Linked DNA regions of Mus musculus: regions 2 and 3 are each linked to region 1. A link is a loop called in an ENCODE intact Hi-C map of the cell type or tissue named here. Cell type or tissue: left cerebral cortex. All regions are shown on one strand.

Region 1 (8,000 bases):
GTAAACCATGCACACTTGCTGTGTACCATGCACACTTGCAGTATACCATGCACACTTGCTGTGCACCATGCACACTTGCTGTGCACCATGCACACTTGCTGTGCACCATGCATACTTGCTGTGTACCATGAACACTTGCTGTGCACCATGCACACTTGCTGTAAACCATGCACACCTGCTGTGTACCAGCTATTGCTCAAGAAATTCTGGGTTTATTCCACATTTCAAATGGCAGGGAGGGACTCTGGAGTCTGAGTTTAAGCATCAGGACATCAGGGCACATCGAGGCACAGGAGACCACAGTGAAGCTCCAGCAGGCTGAGCCTGTGGCAAACCCATGTGTGACAAATTTCTGCGGGGTTCGATCTATACAGATGGCCTTGGGGGCAGAAGCCAAAGAGTGCCTTTGAAGCAGCAGGGCCTTGGCAACCAGGGCTCAGCCCCTCAGGGCTTTGCCAAGGAGCAAAGGGTTCTGCTGCTCTGGAGAGGAAGCAAGGCCAGGCATCAGAGCCACCAAATCCTCGGACCCTACCCCAACCTGGTGCCAGTTCTCTTACTGTCTCAGTCATAGTTTTCCCAAAAATACTTCTTGGAAGAAAATAGTTGAAACTTTGTTTTCTACTCTGACCATTCCACAAAACCCTGATGAAGGAGTCTAGCGAGAAAGAAAGACAGTGTGCACACACACAGGTGCACACATATGTACTCATTCACACATGCGTATGCACAGGCACACTGGTACATACACACACACATACATACAGGCACACATTCATACACTAATAGGTCACTGGATACCACAGGCACACATGCACACACTCACTCACACACACATACACACTCACACACATGCCCACACACTCATACACACTCACACACATACATACTCACACACTCACACACACATACACACACACATACACACACACACACATACACACACTCACACAGGCCACTGGTTATCATCTCCACAAGTGAGTAGACATGCGAGCGTTTTCTGAGGACACACTTCCTCAGGGGGTGTCAGATCTCAGCTTGGATCCTGCTGCATCCACTTTCCACAGTCAGGGACAGCAGGGGCCTGACATTTTTCACAGAGGTAGCAACTCCATCTGATGTCTCTGAACTGCACCTCGACAAATAGCAGTCACTTCTGAATCTACTTCTCCGAAAGGTCACCAGCCAGACACCCACAGAAAAGCCAGCCGTCACTGTCACTGTCCCCGTTCCCCCTCTCCATGTCCTCCACATTGTGTCCCTCCTCCCTCAGTCTGCCTTGTAGAACTGCACAAAGGGAGAAAGGTACCAGAGAGGAAGCCCACCTGCCGGGCTTGTTACCTGCCTGGCTGCCAGCATTCCCTATTCTTCTGTTCACCAATAAGAGGCAGTCCCATCACGCACGCAGGGCCTGGCTCACATACACAGACTTGCTTCAAAGCTGTGAGGCCCATGTCTGCCCTGAACCTGAAGCCAAAACTCAACAACCACATGCTGTCCCCATGTCCTGCAGAGGGAGGCTCTTGAAGAAAGCACAGAAAACTCGGCCTCTCCCAAGTTCCCCCACGCACCCTCAGCCTGCAAGGGAGATCTCAGAACCACACTCACAAGCTCACCACCTTGGCCTGCTAAGCGCTGGCCTCTACTGTGATGGGGCTAGGGCCATCTCCACCTGCAAGGAAGGAGGAGGACTAGACCTCCAGTCTGCCAGGAAGGGAAAGGCCCTGGACACAGATGGGACAGTCAGCTCAAAGACCCCCAACGTATCTCCCTGTGCTACAAGAGGCGGGGCCCTGTCCATGAGTTCCAGTCCTTCAGCCGACTGACAGATCCTCAGTCCACAACTGAGAGCTCAGGTCATCCCACCCCCAGGAAGGACGCCTGTGTAAGGGAAGCCAGGCCTGTGCCCACCCATCCAATCACTCCTCCTAGTACTCTTGCCACTGTCCCAGAGCAAGATGAAAGCTAGCCACAAAGCTGCTGGCCTTGTGAAGACAAGACTCCAGCAGCCATGGACCCGAAGCTGCAAGAGAAGGGGCTGTGCTCTGGAAAAGAGCCTCTCGGGACCCCTGCTGAGGTCACTGTTGAGCTGAGAGTGTATGGGGGATCTCAGGGGATGGAGACAATGAGGAGCAGAGGGGAACTGGGGAGGTTGGAGGGTAGAGGACCCCTCAGGAAGAGAAGAGCTGGGGTAGTATGGTCACCAAGGTGCCCACAGCTCCCCATGGCTCCCACAGCACTCCAGTACCTCAAAGCCTGGGTCAGGCCCACCTACCCATGTGGAACATGGCAGGAGCCAACCACACTAACTGTAGGAGAGAGATGGTGGCTTGGCCTCTCTGAGCCCCAGTTTCCCCATCAGAGATGGCAGAGGAAAGAGAGACAAATCTAGCAGCCTGGCTCTCATCCCTCATGCCTTGAAGGACACTGTGCTCAAAGGTCCTGGTTTGTCAGTAATGACTGTCCTCAGCTAGAAACCGGTGAGAGTAACAAGGAACCGTAAGGGACAGAATCCTGAAGGGTGTCAAGAGTTGGCTCTGGATGAATTCTGAATCTAGAGTCTTTTGTGCTCTATGACCTTGGATGGTTTATCTCAGGGTCTCAATTTTTCTGAGAAAATGCAAATAACAATGAGTCTCTCTCTGTGTCTGTCTGTCTGTCTGTCTGTCTGTCTCTCTCTCTCTCTCTCTCCCTCTCTCTCTCTCTCTCTCTCTCCCTGTCTCTCTCTCTGACTGCAAGGATCTAGTAAAGTAAGCAGGACTCCCGGCTTGTGGTCAGTCCCTGCAACAAATGCTTTGGGCTCACCCAGTTCCTTCAGTATGGATGGGGCAGACCCCAGATGCCAAGCTCAGTCAACTGCAGGTCTTCACAGAACCTTCTTGTAGCCTCCTGCTGAGAATCACTGATTTGGGGTTCATTTATGTCTAAATGGGTTTCTGCCTGAACATCTTACCTTTTTGTGATTTTCCTTTCAAATTATCGAAGGATGTGCTCTTGGCTTTTGAAAACAGAAAATGAATAAAATGTCAACGGCACAAAATAAAGAATGAAAATCAAGTCCTTCCCCGGCATCGGGATGCCGAAGTGGGAGCCGCTCTTTCAGGACAAGATGCCCTGACTCCCCAAACACTCATCACCCACGCTATATCCAGTCTACTTTAAATGATCACCTGAGAGGAATTCAGTCTTGTTTATCACTCGCACCCCTGTCCCTGCTCCCCTATCGCTCACTCTGGGCTCCCAGCCCAGCAGCCCTGCGTCCAGCAGCCCTGCGTCCCCACTGGCTTGCAGTTAGACAGGACCCTGGAGAGGTGAACCCCCAAAACCTTTCCACAGCTCCTGGCCCATAGTTGGCACCCCACAAACACTGTGACAGCTGGGTGCCTTCCCTGCATGTCCCGTGGGAGGCAAAGATGTCACTCAGTGGGGAAATGTGTTATCGAGGAAGACCCAGGAGTCTGAGGCTGGCCAAGACCACAGCACTGTGCTCCATCATGACCCCAGAAGGGGCAGGGGGCATCCAGGGGTGATGTCACCCGCCACCTGCCACCCGCTTGCTATGTGGCGGGAACGCTGTGTCAAGGCTTGGCCAAAATATGGTACTCATGCTCTCGGCCTTCCGGGGCAGCTCATCCCTACTGACAGACAAGGTGGAGCAGAGAAGCAGGGCACACCTTGCAGGGTGTGGCAGAGACCAGCCCACCCCAACCTGCATTCACAAGGAAGAGTCTGTCCAGGCCAGAATGACTGTGGTGAGACGGGTGTGACATTCACATTCAATCTTGCACAGTATTCATTGTTTGTTTTCAATTCAAATGCAATAAAACCACGCAGTTCACCATGGCCATAACTTGGAGTCCCCCACCCCCTCAGCGCCTCACCCCACCCCACCACCACCCCAGAGCAGGGGTTTCCAGCAGCCTTCTGCCTCCCTCTCTTGTCTGGGCACCTTTGTAGAAACGAAATGCCCCTGGCCCAGGCGGGACTTGAGGTGCCATGCTGCCCCCTGCTGGACCCTTGCAACAATGCACGAGCCAGAGGCCCGCTGCGGAGAGCCTCAGCCTGTTTGCTCAGCAGGTGCTGAGCCCTCACTCACAGGAAGAGCACTGACCCTGGAATGCTTGCGCCACCCTTCTGGGAAAACTGTCACCTGGTTTGCCATCTACCTCCAAACATGGGATAAAAATGGGTAGAAAATTAAAGCAGATGCACTAAAAATCAGCACTCTACAAATAACTTCTTTTAAAACCTAAAGTCAATACAAACGTCTCATGTTGTATAAAATATTGAAGTCTTCAGTAAATAAGGGATCCTCTCACTGATTTTATTCTGTTGCCTCTAGCTCCAATATTGTTGAGCATAACACTGTAATTCATCTGTCTTTATTTAAAGCCCTGGTATTTTGTTTGCATAGATTTTTTGGCATTAATTTTGATTTTTTTAAAATTGCATTAAAATGTCATTTATCTTGATTACAGGTGTGGTTTGGGTTGTTGGTTATTAGTTTATTTTAGTTCAGCATGTCCTTATATTTTGAGCCCAAGGCATGATGTCTTCTTCTTTGTAATAGCTTTGGCTCTGCCCTGGCCCATCTCTCCCCTCCTCTCCCCATTACCCTGTGGACTCCCATAGGCTCAGGCATCTAAATTCCTCATGCTCCTGGCCAGGAGACAAAGCCCTCTTCCCCACCCTCAGCAGCCTCTAGAAAATGGAACAACCAGGGAATGGGCCGTTGCTAAGTTCCTTCCCAAGGGGACACATAAGCAATTCCTCCTTCCTAAGGCCCCAGTGATAAATGGAGACACCATTCCACTAAAATTCACTCTGGGGGGGGGGGGCTGATAAGTTTATTGGACTTTCTCAGAGCATAGAATGAAGAGTTACCTACAAAAGTGTGGAAGATCCCCCCAGTAAAAGGCTGCACTAGAAAATCTCCACCCAGCAGGGATGACAACTGTCCCATAACTACACACATGGAGTCGCTCTCCTATTCTACTTGGCCTGTACGTTCTGTGCCCTCCCCAATGCCTCATGCGGTTAGGACAAAGTTGGATACTGTAGGTGGTGTGGAGCAAGTGGCTGCAGACTCTGGTCTCCCTGTCCCGCTATGGGAGGATGGCGTAGTCATCCAACAGGCCCAGCTGAGGTGACCTTTGGCAAGCAAACTCTCCAAGATGGCCGTTGTTTGGGTCAGAGGAGTCTTGTACAACAGAGGATGTCCTCCGGAGCCTCTAGAAAAGAGCACAGGGTTGCCACGACCGATTCTGGTGGAGCTGCCAGGTGCCCTCCTCTAAAGCTATGAGGTCATATATCCTATCTAAGTCTCTGAGCCGATGACATAGTTACAACATCATAGAGACCCAATACAGTGACTTCCAAAGTCAGTAAGGTACGTGGAGGCCCCTGAGGTGGCTCCAAGCAACTGCCACATGCCTGGTTGCCACATGCCTGGAAGGGGTGGGTGCCCCACAGTTATGTGACAAGCATTACAAATTGAGGCTTAAGGCAGCAACACTTGACTCTCATGGCCTGGGGGCACAAGCCTGAAGCAGGTGTCTTAGTTAGGGTTTTACCCAGGTAACTCTTATAAAGGCAAACATCTCATTGCGGCTGGTTTGCAGGTTCAGAGGTTCAGTCTATTATCATCATGGCGGGAAGCATGGCACTGTGCAGGCAGACATCACGCTGGAGGAGCTGAGGCTTCTACATCCTGACCTGAAGGCAGCAGAAGAGGACTGTCTTCCTCAAGCAGCCAGGAGGAAGCCTTCTTCCACATTTGGCAGAGCTTGAGCACAGGAGACCTCAAAGCTCACCTACACAGTGATGCACTTCCTCCAACAAGGCTACCCCTACTCCAATAAGGCCACACCTCCTAATGATGCCAAGCACTGAAATACATGAATCTATGGGGACCAAACCTGCTCAAACTACACAGCAGGCGTCAGCAGGCATTGCCCCCCCCCCCCCACTTACAGCTCTGGGGTAGAGCCTGCCACACCAACTTCTGGTAGTGCTGGGTGTGGCTTGCTACACACCTGGCTTCATCATACCTGTCTCCTGGGGTTGTCACTCTGTCCTCCTGTCTGTCTAAGATCTTCCTCACCTTCCTCTTCCATGGATCCTTGCAATGGTATTAGGGTCCCCCGAGGACACTCACCCTATCTCTGGGTCCTTGAGTCACCTGTATCCAACTTTTCCCAAGTAATGGGATCGGGACCTGAGATCTTTGGAGCCATTTTCCTGCCTTCCACAGGCCCTGTGACACAGTAGCTGCTCTCTAGGATGGCCAAAGGAGATCCACTTAACCAAGTGTTGAGAGTCCCGGAGAGCTAAGTGCAACCCAGTTTCACACCTGCCCCTCATCTTTACCAAGCCTGTTCGGCAGCTACCAGTGATTCTAAGCCTGTTTCTGCATTTATCCTGGGAACACCAGTCATGTCCCACAAGGTCCTCAGAGTCCTGCCTCCCCAAAGTCATCCCCACTGATTGGGGCCTGGAGCTAGGCTGCTCAAGACCAGGCCTCAGGCTCCCACTGCTCTGCTGCCTGGCCTGTGTCTCTGCATGCTCACTGGAAGGTCAGGGCGACACTGTGTGAAGCTTAGTGGGCCTGTCCCTGAGGCTCACCAGTCCAGGCAGACTCAGCTCAAGCCCTTCTCTTCAGGAGCTTGATCTGCCCAGCTCCCTGTGCCTCAGATGCCACCACACAACTGCACCTCACATCATATGGTCAACTGTCAGGCGATTTCTGGTCTTGGGAGCCAACCCCACAGGACTGCCGCTCTCGGCGGTTTATCATCCCCACAGATGGAATTATAGCTTTGGCACGGGTAATTGGCCACATATTATCCCATATTTTATTTGTATTTATCATTACAGCTAATTATATGGGCCAAGACTTGTCACTGGGGAAGCATATAAATTATGCCTAAATCATTTGTGCGGAGCCGGTTTCCAAAGGAAAGAGTCAACAGCCCATCTGGCTCTGAGATTGGAGGGGGGGGGCGGTTACAGACGTGTGAATTACACACAGAAATACATCTAGCTCTCCTATTAATTATGCATGGGCCTATACACTGGACCCTTATGGACCGGTGTCTCTGTAGATATATGTATCTTGTATCTGTATTCTTTCTCAGCAGCTCATTGGATCTTAGAGTACATTTCCAAAGGAAGATAGTGAAGGGTTCTTTCACTGTCAAATCGGCAAGACCACGGTCCCTGTTAGTCAACCAAACAGTAATTTTGAGCCCGGCATCAGCTGACCATGTGGAGATTTTCCTGGACGACCTGCATGGGTCAGGCCCAGCTAGGTGAGAGACGTCACATGCAGCCTAGAGCTCCCTGAAAGAGACAGACCTGCCACCCACGGGTACTGTTGCAGCCACACCAAGAGGCCAGCCTGTGCTCAGAGTCAGTTCCATGGGTTTCACACCTGCCCAGACGGACAGCCAAGTAATCTCTGAGACAGACTTCCTCCTGCCTTGTTTATCTGGCTCTGCTTGACCCAAGACCATGACCTTCGAGTGTCATCATTCAGCAAACCAGGCAGGATGCTAATGAGATCAGAGCTGGCCCAAACATATCTAGTGACCTGTTGGTTCCTTAGAGCCAACATGCCTTTCTAGGTCCAAAACGATCACAAATAGACCCCAAAGGTCAAAGCCTGGCGGAAAGTTTTCAGGATCCACTAGTCGTCCCCCTTGGTAGGGAAACTGGCACTCAGAAAGAACGCTGTCCTACTGGGCCCACCATAACCTCTACCCTTCCAACGTTCTCACAGTGGCTCCAAGGAGCACTCTACTTATTAGAGTGAGCTGGAGAGGAGCACAGGTCTCTGGGAGCACTAAGGAGTGGGAGGGTTCTCTGCCCTGGCAGGTAGCCAGATGTGTAAAAGCCCCATAGTGCAGAGATCAGGGGAGCATCCAACCCCTCCCAAGGGAGGGAGGCAAGATCAGCAGCTGGCCTATGTGGAGAAGACTGTGCTGTAGGGGTCTGCAGAGATC
Region 2 (8,000 bases), 190 kb before region 1:
CCACATCCGAGTTTGAGTTACAGCAAATCGCTTACTACTTCTGATTGGAAGGTTCCCTTGGCAAACGGACCTCCTTTTATGGAAGAATGAAATCTGCCTGCAGACTGGGTGGGCTCTGAATGGTGGCCCTCAGCAGGTCGCTTGGGCGGAGCCCTGATGTGAAGACCATACAGGTCTGCTTTGGACAGGGTTCCTGGAGTTTGGTGGGGGAGGGTGAGTCATTATTCATGCCCTGGGAAGGGGTGTCACTTGCTGCTCTAGGTCACTTTGAGATTATGGCTTCTGCTTGGGTCCATCCCAGTCTGTCAGGGAGAGTAGGATCCTGGCTTAGGCAGAGAAATGCAATTGAATCTCATCTCTTCCACAAGGACCCTAGTGACCGTGGATGCCTCTGCCCCTCTTTGTACCTTGGTATCCCTTTGCATTCAGGTGGGTGACAGCTTGTGGGCACCCACCAAGGTTGTTGTGAGGAGAAACATATGCAGTTGTGCCTGGTGCTGGGGAAGTGTTGGCAGCTTTGATTCTCTGGCAGACAATAGGTATACATCAAACTTCTGTGAACCCCAACAGAACTAGATAGAGGCCAGAGTCCATTACATCCCAACACAAGGCGTCTCTAAAGCTGAGCAGTGATCTCCAGGGTGGTAGGGTCTGTGGGAGCTTCAGGGAGCAGCCAAAGAAAAGGCTGTGGAGAGGAGACAGCCTCAGAGTCATGGCCCAGCTGATGCAAGAGGGAAAGGGGAGAAAGCTCCCTTCTATTTTTTAAACAACAGAATGACCCTCAAAGGCTGAGAGAAAGAAAGAAAGAAAGAAAGAAAGAAAGAAAGAAAGAAAGGAAGGAAGGAAGAAAGAGAGAGAGAGAGAGGAAGAGGAAGAGAGAGAAGGGAGGGAGGGAGGAAAGGAAGGAAGGAAGAGAGAGAGAAAGAAAGAAAGAAAGAAAGAAAGAAAGAAAGAAAGAGGGAGGAAGGAAGGAAGAAGGAAGAAAGAAAGAAAGGAAGGAAGGAAGAAAGGAAGGAAGGGAAGAAAGAAAAGAAGGAAGGAAGAAAGAAAGAAAGAAAGGAAGGAAGGAAGAAAGGAAGGAAAGGAAGAAAGAAAAGAAGGAAGGAAGGAAGGAAGAAAGAAAGAAAGAAAGAAAGAAAGGAAGAAAGGAAGGAAGAAGGAAAGAGGCAAAAAGGCAAGCCACATTACTTGCAGGCTTTTGCCTGAATATCTGCAGGATGGGGTCCCAGAGTGCTGTCCCAGGGCAGTGGTCTGCTGTAAGGGAAGAGTGGACTTAACTGTGTGTGTGTGTATATACATGTGTGTGCACGTGTGCAAGCTAGAGGCTGGCATTCACTGTCTTCTTCTTTCCCTCTCTACCTTATTTATTGAGGCAGGAGCTCTCAATGAACCCGGAGCTCAGCAGTTGGCTAGGCTGGGTGTCCAATAAGATCCAAGGATACTCTTGTCACTTCCTGCCAGGGCTGGCATCGCAGGCCTGTGCCACAGACTGGCTTTTTTTTTTTTAAAAAACTCTAGATCTTTTTTTTTTTTTTTTTTTTTTTTAAAGATTTATTTATTTATTATATGTAAGTACACTGCAGCTGTCTTCAGACACTCCAGAAGAGGACATCAGATCTTGTTACAGATGGTTGTGAGCCACCATGTGGTTGCTGGGATTTGAACTCTGGACCTTCGGAAGAGCAGTCGGGTGCTCTTACCCACTGAGCCATCTCACCAGCCCCAGACTGGCTTTTTGTATGGATTGTGAAGATCCAAACTGAGGCCATCAAGCTTGGGCAGTAAATGCTTTACCGACTGGGCCATCTGCCCTGCCTTTTAACTTTGCTTTAAAACTGTACTGTGGAGATTTAACTGAAGGCGTCGAGGGGGAGGAATCCCTCCAGGACTTTGAGAGCACGTGTGTGGAGTGGAGAGGCCATCCCTCCCTCACTGACCATTTCTAAGTATGGAGAGGAGGATTAAGCACTCTGAGGTGAGACAGGCAGGAGAGAAGGCCTGGGGCCAACCCCATATCCAGTGTGGGTGCTGTGACGGCCCTGTGACAGCTGAGGTCATTGCAGTCAGTTATGTGGCTGTCATCATCTCGTCAAAGGGAGAAGCGTTCAGACCACACCCTCAGAGAGGCCTCACCGCAGAGGCCCTTACAGAACTCCTCTGTGCAGACACAAATGGATGGGAAACAGATGCCAGTCTGCTTGCTGGGCAGCACCTGGCTCTGAGTGGCAGGTGTGGAGGTTGTCTTTGTCATAACCGAGGGCCATATCTTCCGGTGCCTTTGATGACGGCAGCATAGAAGTCTGGCGAGGCGTGGCTCCACTTCCATCATGGAAGGCTAGGGAGAAGGAGGAATAAATACAGATGTAGACAGAAGGGTGGCACTTCTCCTCAAGGCTCCTTTGAAGTAACCTCCTCCCCCCACTGCCCCCAACTGCAGCTCCTTTGCCATTGAGTTTCCTGCTTGGAGCGGCAGATCTGACTCTCTTTCCAGATTCTCTGAACTCTTTGGTGAGATTTACTCGGTAGAGATAGACATCAAGCAGGCGGAAGGGGAAGTGACTCTGAGACCTGGGCAAGTGCCTCAGGTTGACTCCTCAATGGGTCTCTGATCAGTTTAACAGGGCACCTGGCTAACTATCTCTGACTGAAGGCATTCCAGGAAGGCTGGGAGCAAGGAAGCAGGTGAGGCATAGTATGTGTCTCACAGGGCTTTTGGTCCACCAGGGCCGGAAGATCTTCCTGAGTGGAGTCACCATAAGGCCATTATAATGGGCATAAGCTCATTCGTGGTATTTTTCTAGCCTGACATGGTGCAGTTGCTCTCAGCTTAAAGTGAGACTGCTTCGCCACACATACCCCACTGACATGGAGGAAAATGGTTGCCAGTGGTCAAGCAGGAAGGCAGCTGGGCACTGTCCTGATGCTGTGTTCTAGAGAGCCTTACCAAATCTCCTTCCCGGCCCCATTGGAGAAGGAATCTTCCATCCCTGATGGACCATAAGCCTGCCAGGAGAATGCTGCTGTGTGTTCTGAGGCTAGAACCCCTGCACCCCATTCCCGCACCTTCTCTGTAGCCTTCCCCATGTGTAGAGGTCACCACTTTGGTCTGAAAGTGCTTAGATCTCTGACTCCAGAGTGAGTCTGGCTGATCCCAAGCCTGCTTCAATATGAAAGACACATATATGCCAGCCACTGAGCTGATGCCAAGGAAGAGGAAGAAGAAGAGGAAGGGGAGGGGGAGGGGGAGGGGGAGGGGGAGGGGGAGGGGGAGGGGGAGGGGGAGGGGAAGGGGAAGGGGAAGGGAAAGAGGGGACAAAGCTACAGAAACCACAACAGTGCATGCTGGGTGGGACAGATAGAGCTGCAGGGGGTGATGTCCAATCCGTGCACTGCAAGCTTTCAACAACAGGCTGGGCTCTCTCCCTTGTCTTTGAGATGCTGTGTCTGTGGCTCACTGGTCCTAGGGAAGCTTCTACACATCCCTCAGCAATCCACTTTCCATGTTCCATCCTCTGTGAAATTCCTAAGTCAACAATGCCGTGGGCTTTCTTCTTTCATGATTCTTCAAGATTCTTCTGCTGTGTATGTGTGTGTTTAAATTGGATTTTGTTTAATTTTGTGTGTGTGCATGTGTGTATTCAGGTGCACGTGTGTGTATGTGTATGTGATGTGTTTTGTGTGTATGTCATGTGGTATATATGTGTGTGTGTATGATGTGTGTGCATGTGATGTAGTGTGTGTGTGTGTGTATGTGTGTGAGATATGGTGTGTGTGTGATGTGATGTGGTGTGGGTATGTATGTATGTGTATATGATTGTGTGTGTGTGTGTGTGTGTGTGTGTATGTGATGTGCTGTGTGTATATATGTCATGTGGTATGTGTGTGTATATGTGATGTGATGTGGAGTGTGTGTGTGTGTGATGTGGTGTGTATGTGTGTATCTGTGATATGCATTCATGTATGTCGACACCAAAGGTCAACATTAGGTGTCTTCTGTGACTCCTCACTTTTTTTATGAGACAGCGTTTCTCCCTGAACCCAGAGCTCATTGCCTAGCTAAGGCCAGCTGGCCAGCGAGCCCCAGGGATGCCCGACCTCCCACCCCAGAACTGGGGTTGCACATACACCGAACTCAGGACCTCAGCCTTGTGTGCCAAAAACTTTGCCCACTGAGCCAGCTCCCAGACCTGACTTTACTGTTTTGGTCTTTTGGGTAGAGATGCCAATCAAACTATCTTCTGAACTTGGCACTCATCCACCTGGGGCCTCCCTCCTCTTTCTTTGCTGACTTACACCCTGTCTGAGCTGACCCTGTGTCTGTTTCCTCCACCCACACAGCCCACGCCCTGGACTTGAACTCTGTAGGTGTGACCATTGTGTTCTCTGAGAGGCAAGTGAGAGCACAGAACCTTACAGAACTCAAGTCCTCTGGCGTCCTCCCCACCCTGCTGTGCCTCCTGCCAAGCTTGGATTTTATCACCAGAGCTCCTTTGGGATCCCATGGTCAGCGGACAGGGCTGTAGCTGCAGGGCTCTGTCTCCATATCTGGCCCAGCCTTGTGGGTTTTTACCATATGCAGCACTCCACCCCCTCTCCCAGCATGCTGGATTCCAGAACCTGGGATGAAGTTACAGAGAGGGACCCAGCGCCTTTCAGAACTAGAGATCCAGAGTCAAAGCGCCTGTCCCTAACAGGATCAGCCAGGGTCTGGCCATCTCATCAGTTGAGGTTCCGAGAAGTTGCATCTTAAATTATTTTTATGGACGGTTGGAGTTTTGAGTGAATGTTTAGACTGCAGCTCACAAACACTTCCCTCTTTGGGAGGAAAGGAAACTGGCTCTCATTTGGCAGTTTCTGCCTCTGTCAGCGTTCCCAGTGGCAGGAACCATAAGCTCTGCCTGGGAAGGGCTGGGGCCACAGCTGGCTTTTATTATTGAATATTTCTGGTGGTGATGTTGGCCCCGACTCTGTTTATGTTGCTTGTAAGATTTCACGCAAGACTCTGCGAGGACCTGGGCTTGAGCCCGAGCGTCTGATCTTCAGGGTAATTCGTTCCATCCCTTCATTCCTGAGCCCCTGCCTTCTGATTTTTTGCCAAGTTCATATTGAACACTGCCAGGAAATGGAGTGCGGGCAGAATGTGCAGACTCTGGGTCCCCGTGGCTTCGGCTCGTCCTTCATCCTTCAGGGGAGAGGGTTCCGTCTTGCTCAGAGGGTAGTGTGTGTGTGTGTGTGTGTGTGTGTGTGTGTGTGTGTGTGTGTGTGTGTGTGATGTCTGTGTGAGTGCATCTATGTGATCTGTTTCTTTAGAGAGTTGCTGACCCCAAGGTCAAACAGAATGTGAGTCTGTCCTGCCTTGAGTCTCTGAGTGCGTGTGCTTGCCCTTGGCCTGGCAGAAAGCAGAAACCCGTGGCTCTGGGCCCTTCCTGCAGCCATGAATTGTTCACAAATGTCTTGCTTTGCTCATAGCTTGCCAGGCTGCCTTGAAGCCCTAGATCTAGCTCTGAAGATGTGACCAGTTCTGTGCAGGGTAGAGAGTCCTTTCCCCATTCTCCCTTTGGGATATGAAAGAAACTCTAAGAACACACAAAGGAGAGGCTGCTCTCCACTTCCCAACTTGTTTGTTTATTTTTTTTGTTAACATGTTTTCCAACAGTTCCTGGGTGTGTATTTGTGGAGTAAGCACATGTGTGCACATGTGTATTTGTGTGTGTGCCCATGTAAGCATGTATGTGCACATATAAATGTGTCCGTGTGTATGCTTGTTTGTGCATCTTTGTATATGTGTACACACATATATACACACATGCAAGTGTGTCTGTATCTTTATGTGTGTGTGTGCACATGTGGGCATGTACCTGTGTCAGAGTGTGCACAGATGCATAAATGGGACATTACTCTAAGCTTCACGTTTCCTGCTCACTAGGAGGTTAGAGAGCAGATGGCCTGTGTACCTAGTGGAGATCAGAGTCTGAGGTGTTGGGGAATTTTGGGGTGGGCTCACGGTCCCCACTGGAGTCTCCTGGGATTGTCTCCAACGGGTCTTGCTCAACACTGTAGTGAAATAACAGAGTGTCAGGGTATTATTTCTGGACCACAAGAGAACCCCGTGAGGACTGGGTGAACCCACCTTGGCTGTCCTTCCAGTGAGTCTCAGGGCATTTATGGTCCATGGTCGTAGCCTGTGGCTTGTGGTACTGGCCCCAACTGTGCACATCGTGGACAGCAGTGTGAAGTGTGAGGTCAGAGGCATGGGAACTGAGAACACCATACAAAGAGATCTAAAGTGCAGGGCAACATCAGTCAGTCAGGGGCAAGGAAGGTTATGACCACCCCTCCCCAGTGTCTGTGTGATACCCCGACTGTAGCACTGCCCAGCACCCGTCAGAACACAGAGCAAGCCAGTGAGTCACATAGAAAACAATTACGGATGGAAAGCTGAGAGCCAGCTTCCCACAGGGCTCCTGTTTATCTGTAGAGTCTCACTTTATGACCGAGCCATGAAACCATGCAAATGGAGATTTTAATGGAAAAGCTGCCACACTGGCTTCATGCGGAGAGGACTCAGCTGACCAGGACAGTGGCCAGAGGATGTGTTTGAGTCACCATCTCCACTGACATCTTACACTGTGCGTTCACTCTCCGGGCTTCTCGGCCTTCGACTCTGTCGTTAGCAACAAGCAAAACCTGGTTCTGTGTGTCTCTCTCTCCAGCTCTTTTGGAACAAGCAGGTAGTGAATCTGGGCCTTGGCATCCTAGTGACATCTGGGCCTTGGATCAGTTCCATCTTAGATCCTGAAGGGTGTTCAGCACAGCCCCATTTTAGGCCACTGGTCACCATGGAGAGCAAGGGCCCCTAAAGTTTCCCACTGATCCTTTGTCCCCTGGCAGATCAGAGTGGGGTCTAAAAGCTCACAGCTTATTAGTCAAAGGAATGGGTATCACTGTGTCCCTCCTGGCTCCCCAGAGGCCATTTGTCCCAGAAAGATACTTGCAGCAAAGGCTCCTTAAGTCTGATATTCCAGACTCAAGTTTGGCCTGAGTTTCTGCATGGCAGAGACACACCTACCTCTGAGAATGTGTTGTGCGTATGCGTATGTAAACTCACGTGAGGGTCATGAGAGGGAGTGCCTCTGCATATAAGTCCTTTTGGGATGCACACACACACATACACACACACACACACACACACACACACACACACACACACACACACACTGGCTATTTGGCTTCTGAGGAAGGTAGAGAAGACAGTGTCTCAGGCAGGAAACAAAATGGAGTTCTTGTTTGATTTAAAGTCATCACTGGTAACCCAGTGCTGTAAGGGACTGTCCTTAGAGCCAAACCACCACCATCTTCAAATATCATCGTGATAGGAGAGAAAGAGCTCATGGAGGACAGCCCAGGCTCCAAGGAGGCACCAGGCTGTCACATCTCCCTCTTAAAGGTCTTCTCCCCGCAGAGCTGGGTCAGTCGCTTAAAGGGAAAGAGAACTGAGGCAGAGTGAACTGGGCAAACCCTTGCCCAGGTCCACCAGCAAGTGAAGGCCCCAGGGTGCTGTGCACCGATAGCGATGCTGTAGTAAGGAACAAGGTCGGAGACCTGCTTGTGAAATAGTGAAAGCAAGAGTGAGCACAAATCCGAGGTCTCCACTTCTCTCCTGTGTCTTCTGTCTGTCTGTAGACTGTGGTTCCTGGCCTCTATGTTGTCTATCTGTTGCATGTGTCTAGTCTGTTCCATGCTGTCTTTCTGTATATCATGTATGCCCAGTGTGTGTTTGTGTATGTGGTGTGTGTGTGTGTGTGTGTGTATGTGTGTGTGTGTGTGTGTGTATGTGTATGTGTGTGTGTGTGTGTGTGTGTGTGTGCCCCTAACAATGGGATTTGCTTGTGTTTACTGAACACAGAGAATCTGGTATGGGAGTGCTTTTCTACAAAGTTGTTGGTTGTTGTTGTTGTTGTTGTTAACAACAACAAAGATTCACAAAGACATTTCTTCAC
Region 3 (8,000 bases), 270 kb before region 1:
TAAGAAAGAATGGGCACAGTGCAGATTTCAGCTCCTACACCTTGACTCAGCTTTGAAATCTCTGAGGCGGTGGGTAGGAGGACGGGGCACAGCTTCCTGCCCCCAAAGAGTTGGAACTTCTGAGCATTAGAAATAACTTGTACCAGGAAAGCTCGATCAGCTGCCTTCACAACCCCACAAGATGGGTGTCACGTCTCCCTCCTTCTTACGGAGGGGTAAGAAGCAGAGATGCAGGAAGGATTTCAGCTGGCCTCAAAATTGAAGGTCTTCAAAGCCTATACCCAGACCGCATCCTGATCTGCCTGGAATATTCAAACAGGCAGGAATGAACACCTCAGCTCCTAGAAACTTTGGGGGTCAACACAGCCTCTCTCATCCCTCATCAGTGGGATTTGGTGACAGACGACTGGCTGAGAGCAGTGGTGAAGACCCCAGCATCTGCCACTGTGCCTCACTCCTACCCTGCCTGCCTCCCTGTCTAACCAAGGTCTAGGAGGTGCCCACCAGGCTCGGGGGACATTACCACAAACAGACACAGACTCCAAACTCAGCATCTCTGACACTGGTGACTAAAGAAAAAAAAAAAAAAAAAACAGTCGCCAAGTGACGACTGCACAAAACACCTAGTGACCGGCAGGACAGGTGTGAAGGTTCAAGGACAGAGGACCAGAAGCCCAGTTGGGACTCTCCCATTGGAATGTTCAGCAGCTCTTAGAGTGTTCCCAGTTGTCAATCACCTGAATGACACAAGGCGATAGCGTGAGACAAATGCTAGAAGGCGTTCTGTGATGTCCCCAATAATATCTGGATTTGGTCCCTCTGGGGACGTCAGTCAGTGTCCCATGTCAAACCCAGCTGTTGCACATGGTGTGCTGGTGTCCCCACAGAACCTAAGGGACAAACACATTTCCAGGGAATGTCCGGCCCTGGCTAAGTGGAATGGGCTGTCTCTGGGAGCTTACTGTTAGCGGCTGATGGGCTAAGCACACTTACCAACAAGTCACACAACAGGAGCTTGCGACCTTAGTGCTAACAACCCCTGCCGTGGTAAATCTTGCAAAGAACACTGGGTATGGTGCCCCTATGGAGGCAGAACGCACCTAAGCACGAGCGGGCATCAGTTGCCGGCTGTGTGACCTCAGACAAGTGTCTTCCCCTCTCAGATCCCATTCTTGTATTTGCGGATTGGTAGTAACCCTTGCTTCTCTCACTGGGCTGGTTTTAAGACCGAGAGAAAAAAATGTACCAGGCACACAAAAACCTCTTCCAGATCCAACCAGTAAGAGGGAAATAAGTCAACATCTCCCAGTCACCCTGGCAACAGAGGAGGAAAGCCATTCTGCAGCTCCCAGAAAGCTGACACCTCAAACTTTTGCAGGTTCCACAGTGCCAAAGCCATGCTATGAGCAAGCCACCCTGGGCTCTTCCCCGAGCCTGATGACAGTGGCTTCTGCCAGTGACTGACAAGGCCCTGGTGAGACCACCCCACCCCCACCCACGGTGTCAGGGTTTGGCTTTGTAGTGTCACTGGATGGGAACACGTGACTCTGAGAAGGGTCACAGCCCACTTTGGGAACGAGGCCGGGCAGAACCAGAACAGGGGCCCTATCCCTCGCATCCAGAGCTCCAGTGGCCTTTGTACTGGAAGCTAAGCAGGAACCGTGATTTCCCAAACCGTTGGTCTCTTATCTGCCCCTAGGGTGCCGGTCTTGTGAACTGGACCCAGTGGGGTATCTGGACGTCACAGGCGGTGTTGACTTCATGGCTCAAGTTAGTACCTCCTCACTGCCTCTGCCCCGGCATCTGTACCCCAAAGCTTCTGGGATTAAAAGACCCTGCTGGCAAGCCCTAAGACACTGTCTGGGCCTCCTGTGCCAGGGCAGGCATGCTGGGGTTTCTGCCAGCTTGTCTGCGGTGGGCCTGGCAGAAGAGGATTATGACACCAATATTCGATTACCCGAATTCAAGGTCAGCACCCCAGGTGAGCCTGTGGGCTCCAGCATTCCCAGCTGGTCTGCGTATGGGGAAACCTGCCTTTGGCAAAAGCTTTTTAAGGCAGCCAGGCTGTGACCGGCAGAGGACATGGCAAAATAGTTACATTTAAGCCCACTCCCATCCCCTATGCTGAGAAGAGACAATGACTGGGTGTTTTGACACCACCACCTTCAGACAGGTCACATGACAGGAGGTAAGGCAGCAGCAACAACTTTGGGCTCATACGTCCCTCTGAATTTTGGTCACTGTGCAGGATGGGTCACTCAATGGTGGATTGTGTTTGTGGGTGAGTTTTGTAGGTGTTCTTGGTGAAAGAAAAAAAAAGTAAAATAAAAGATGCCAGCGTTTTGAACCCAGGAGCAACGGAGCCTGTGGTTTGGTGGTGGGGACCTTGCCTGGCTCACAAGGCTGTGGGTTCCACCTTCAGCCCAGAAAAATCAACTCATTAATCAATCTAGGGGCTTCCCGCCACTTCACCACCCAGGCACTCTGTAATTGAAAGGTCAGGTCCACGTGGACACGCACATGCGCTGCCGATGGGCTGAGTGGAAGTGGGAAGCCTACCTATTAATTAATTACGCACTTATTTTGTACTGCTAGAGATGAAACCCACAGCTTCACATAGCAGCCCAGTACTTAACCACTGAGCTATACTTCCAATCCATGGTGGCCTGAGGGACATGCTTCCCAGCTCCCTACCTGAGTACAACACAGGGTGACCGTGGTGACTGTGGTGGCTGTCAACCGTGATACACTGGTCTCTGACAGCTGTTTCCCGGGCGGGGGGAAGCAAGGTACCTTCTTCGGGGTTCCCTAGGACACACAGAAAGCAGACACTTAGCTGCACCTGTGTGAGGTAGCGCCTGTGTGACTTCAGAAAGTAAGGGTCTCGGCCTCTCAAGCTCCGCTGTAAGACTCCCAGGCCTGCCTGTGGGTGGTGACACTGCAGAAGAGAAAGCCACACCACACAGCGTTCTGCTTTGATTATTTCCATCAGCAGCTGGACATTTCCTTACTTTTAAACAACTGGTGGCCTGCCCACCCACCTAAGCCAGGGCTCTGGGTTTGCCAGCTTCATCCCCTCCCTCCCCTGAAGCCCCTGCTTTCGAGGCTTGTCACCCCCGGTTGACACCACCTTGCTTTCCTCTTTATAAGAACAGAAGGAAAAAAAAATCCACCTTCCAGGCTGATGGGACCCTCCTCACTCTCTCCTTCAGAGGGAGGGTAGCAAGGAACGGTCGCTATGCTTGTGAGCTCAAGCGCTCCCACGAGTGTGAGGTCATCCCCAAGTGTGCAAACAGTTATTTTGTACCTTGACAAACACTAAACTGGCCTGTCTGGCCCAAGACCACACAACTCCCTTGCTGCCTAATGACCTAAAACCCAGACAGCAGAAAACCTGTGGGTTAAAAGTCCCAGCGCAGAAGGAAGAAAGTGACTGCTGTCCAATATGCGCCATTCACCCTGGACCTAGAAACACCCGTCTGCCCTGCAGCCAGAACCTTCACCAAACACACCCAGGCTGACACCATCTCCTGAAGACACCTCTTTCCTTCCCCTGTGGTACACAGCGGGCGCTCATTAAAGGCTGAGCGGATGAGTGGTGGGTGCCAACTTCAAGGAAAAGCAGCTGGTTCTGACCGGTCAGTCCCTCTAGCACCCAGGCTGCTGGCTCGGCTGAAGCAAGCAGTGGTTCCCAGGAGGGCACTTGCAGAAGGCCTGAGACAGTCTGCATGTCACAACTAGGAGAAAGGTACTAGCGTCTGGTGGGTAGAGGCCACCTGCATGGGCCAGCTTTCCCCTCCCAACAAGAGAGCTCCCTGGCCGGGTCTAGAGGCTAAGTCGCCCTGAATTCAAGCAGTATCAAACACAAACTGTGTGCGTCAAACAAACCAAGGGAGGTAAAACTGGATGTCCTCCGAGTGGCAAAGGGTTCAGAACAGTGTGTGGGTAGGGGGTGGGGGTGGGGGTGAGCACATGTGGGTGAGCGTGTGAGCATACATGTAACTTTGGGGAGTTGGTTCTCCTTCCATCATGTGGGTCCCGAGGCTTGAACTCGGATCATCAGTCTTGGCAGCAATTGCCTTTACCTGCTGAGCCGTTTCGCAGACCCCTATTTTTTTTTCTTTTCTTTTCTTTTTTTTTTTTTTGAGATAGCTTATCTCTGTGGCCTGGACTATCAGGCTAGAATGGCTCGCCAGCAAACCCTCAGTCTCCACCTCCTCAGCATGAGGATTACAACTGCACGTCTGTCACCAACCTCTGGAAGCACTTCACCCACTGAGCCCTGCAATAGTTTGAGTTAGAGGGCTGGGGAAGAAATTAGGTGGCTCAAGGACCCTGGCAGACAGTGGTATTAACCAACGGAGCTGCTTGTGCATCTCCTACCACCAAGGGCCACCCCCTAGGGCCCTGGTAAAGTGAAAACCAACTCGCCTCAGTCGGTCTGGAAGGTACTCTCAGCCACAGGTTAAAGCGGGAATGGAGAGCCAGGGGTTCGACTCTGAGATGGAACAGATTGGGAAAGAGGTGTAAAGTTCCAAGAAATGTGTTTATGAGGCAAGCGGTGGTTCCTCCAAACAGCCATGCGAGACACAGGCTGCGCACTCAGGTTCATCCCCAAAGAACTCTTTTAGGTGCTAAGATCTGCCACCCAAGTTTCCAAATTCAGGGAACAGCACGTGCGGTCCAAGAGAGACAACTTGGCCAAGCTTCCGACCTCCTTTTCCTTCATGTCTACCTGAAGCACAAGAGCTCCAAGCTCACTCAGCTCCTCCTGGCTCTGACACGAACACAGGACATCTGAGGAGTACACGGCGGGATGGGGCGGGATGGAGCAGTGGGCCAGAGGGAAGCCACCAGCACTGCAGCCAAGGCCGGAGTACAGGGATGGAATCAGAAAGTCGGCGCACTTAGGCAGAGGAAGGCTTTAAAGTCCCTTCTAGAAGAGTGTCCTGAGAAGCCCCAGGGAGAGTGCCCCTGCGGGTACTAACAGGAGTTCCCTATAGGTAAAACAGCCTGAGGTCTTTCTTCCCACCCCCCTTCCTACATTTTGAAACAAAGAAATTCCAGGAAACACCAACCTAAGGCTTCCTTCACTCAGACTTTCAGGGAACACTAGCAATACACTGTTACATTATTAAAGTGAGCCCCTCCCTGTTTCACTCTCTCTTTTAGTAAGTAGACTGTGCATACACAAAGTGGGGACAATCCTGGACTAACGGGTGGTGACAGGGTATTTCCAGGCACCAAGCCTGGGCGAGCCTCTTATTCCAATGTTGATGGGGGCAAATACCGGTTACCACCAAGAGCTTCAAGCCATCTTGGTTTCAACCAAGATATCATTAGGGCCAATTACCAGTCTGTTCTCTACTTCTCCGAATGAGTTCCAGGGATGGAACTCAGGCTGTCAGACTTGACAGCATCTTGCTGGTACTAGAGCTGATTCAACGAAGGGACAAAATTAAGATTGAAGTCTTTTGTTGTTTTTTCAGAGAAAAGACAAGACCAGAATGTCCAACTGGTCTTTGTCATACAAAGTGAACCTCCACGGGAGGTTTCCTAGGGCATTTCCAGGAGAGAGAAGAGAGGAATCCACAGAGCAGGGTCAGCCTCTCCCCAGACACGTGCAGAAAACTAACATCCTCTAGATGGTAAATTCCCTGAACCTCTCTGATCGTCGCACAGGGGCTCCTGGGAAGCCTTAGGGTTTGGTGCCAAGGAAAGATCACAGACTGATGGCACTGGCTCCTGGCAGGTTTTCTTGACATCTCCTGTCTTGGGGCAGGCAGCAAGGCAGCTGGGGAGAAGTGGGATTCAGTGACGCCAAGGCTTTCAATTTCAATTCCAGACTGGGAGACAGTGAGTCAAATTCGGCACAAGGGCCCCACCACCCAAACCTACTTCCTCTGCTCAGGTGGGGCCCGGTCGTGGGCTATTTTTTACCCTTGATGCTTTACTGTACATGCGGGGTGCTGGGGCGGGGGTGCAAACTGTGGCAGCTGCCTGCAGAAAGCAGCTTATGAGTCACCTAGCGACTGCCCAGGTCTGTGGCAGTTGCCCCTGGGCTCCACAGAGGACCGCTGTCTGGGTTAGGGGGAGGCTGTGTACCCTTTTGCCCTAAGTGCTTTGGGGTAAGATAGAGAAACTAAACAGAAAGGCAAAAGGTACCCCCTCCTCCCCAAAAATGTGGGTTAGGGGAGGAGCGCAGATTAGAGGCAGATGGTAGGGAATGAGGTTTCAATTCTCCACCCAACCCAACAGCCACCTGGGTGGGCCACACAAGGAAGTAGATGTTCGCTGATCTCAACTTCTGGAGGTGCAGGATGGGGTTCAAACGGGGCACTCACCACCCTGAGTCTACCACCTCCAAGGAGGTCTCAACACAAACAGCCCCAAAACTTTGACTCATTTGTAACCACCGTCCCAGCCAGAGTGAGCCAAGCAGTCCAGACAGAGGCTATTTATAGGAGTCCGGGACAGACATTCACAATGACACACACTGGGGATCCGCGGTGGGCTAGACGCGCCAGCGCTGAGCCCTGGATTCAGACACCTGAACACAAACGGTCCTTAAATCTGGCTGGATCCAGATCATATCCCCAACCCCCGCCACGAGCACACAGCAAATCAGTCACACTGAGATGCAGGAACACTCGGACACGCACTCGGCCGGCACAGACCGCGACTCTGAACCACAGACACCAAAAGACGCGCGGAGACTCAGACAGACAGACTAGCGCACTCTACATACGCACGGAAACCCGGGACGCATCGCCATGGCCACTCCAGACACACGCCAGGAGCCCCAGACACCTCCCGGGCCAGACAGTGTCTCCCCCGCCCGCTCCCCCGCCCAAAGTTGATAAAGAGCCTAATTGCTCCATCGCCGCGGCCCCTAGGGAAAACGGAATGGAAACTTCCCCGACCCGGCTCCCCTGGCCCTCCCAAGAGGCGCGACGTCCCCGCCGAGCCCCGGGTCCGAGTCGGGCCGGGCGGGGCGCGCGCGGCGGGGACCGTGCCAGGCTCGCAGCGCCGCGGGACAAAGCCGGGCCGGCCGCCAGCTGCCGCGAGCCTCCGGGAGGGCGCGCCCCGGGCGCGGCGAGCGCAACCGGGGAGCCTGGGCGAGGCAGGCGCGCGGCCCCCGAGTCCCCACGCGATCCCGATGTCCCGGGCCGGGGATCCCACGGGGCTGTCCCGGGGGGAACAGGGCACACTCACTGATCTCCATGCTGGGGAACAAAGAGCGCTGGCAGTTGCACGCGCAGGAGACATTGGGCTGCCCGGCGGCGGCGGCGGCGGTGCCGTTGACCCCCATCAAGCGGTCACGGGCGGCGCGGGGCGCGAGGCGCGGGGCGCGGGGGCGGCTCCGGCCGGCGCGCGGGGCTCGGGCCCCGCATACAGCGAGCAGCGCGGCGCGGGCTCGGGGCGCCGCCGAGGTCCCCGAGGCGAGCTGGGTCCCCCGGCCGCCGAGCGGGAGCCCCGGGGCGGCGGGCCGTGGCCGCGGGCGGCGTGCGGGGCACGGGCGGGCGGCCGGGGCACGGGGCCGCCGGGCTCAGCCTGCGCGCCGGCCGATCCGCAGCTGAGCGCCGCCGCCCGCTCCTCATTCAAGTCCAAGGAGATCGGGTTGCGCCGCGCGCCCGCGGTCGGAGGCAGGCAGACGGTCTGACGTCAGCGCTAGACGGGGCTGCCGGTTCCCACCGCGCGGGGGCCGCGGAGGGGGCGCGCGCTGCGCCAATCCCCGCCGACGGCCCCCGCACCCTCCTCGGCCCGGGGGGCGGGCCCGTCGCTCGCGGGGCGGGCTCTTAAAGGGCCCGAGCCTAGCGTCCATGTAGACCGGTCGCCGGCGCTGCGTAGACCCAGCGCCCTCGAGACTCCGCAGGCCCGGTCCGCGGGAGCCCCCGTGCCTGCGGCGGTCACAACACAGAACAAGAATCAAGACGAAAAGTTAAGGTGTTCTCCTCTCCAACTCCTGCCCCTGGGGCCCTCCACCCAGGCTTTTGGGG

Evidence for each region. Peaks named below come from ENCODE experiments on the same cell type or tissue, not always from the same donor. Only the 100,000 strongest peaks of a DNase experiment are listed, where the experiment ranks them.
Region 2: it touches region 1 in a loop (2.6-fold over the local background); 2 of 42 quality-filtered maps call a loop at or near these places.
Region 3: it touches region 1 in a loop (3-fold over the local background); 2 of 42 quality-filtered maps call a loop at or near these places.

The regions. Positions count from the first base shown.
Region 1 is chr2:173,542,507-173,550,506 of GRCm38, forward strand. No RefSeq gene overlaps it. Among named protein-coding and RNA genes, the nearest start is that of 1700021F07Rik, 24 kb to the left of the region's middle. In left cerebral cortex, a CTCF peak has its summit at 4,031 (motif pointing left); a DNase peak (open chromatin) is centred at 4,011.
Region 2 is chr2:173,347,568-173,355,567 of GRCm38, forward strand. All of the region lies in intron 1 of Gm36911 (a long non-coding RNA gene), which reads left to right. Among named protein-coding and RNA genes, the nearest start is that of Gm36911, 4.8 kb to the left of the region's middle. In left cerebral cortex, no CTCF peak of the experiment used is centred here; DNase peaks (open chromatin) are centred at 4,526, 4,931 and 6,426; H3K27ac peaks cover 690 bases.
Region 3 is chr2:173,268,873-173,276,872 of GRCm38, forward strand. Pmepa1 (prostate transmembrane protein, androgen induced 1) reads right to left here and starts at 7,661. Exons shown (of 4, transcript NM_022995.3): 1 at 7,216-7,661. The coding sequence starts at 7,312. In left cerebral cortex, a CTCF peak has its summit at 7,690; DNase peaks (open chromatin) are centred at 3,642, 4,648, 5,900, 6,510 and 3 more places; H3K4me3 peaks cover 2,879 bases; H3K27ac peaks cover 1,761 bases.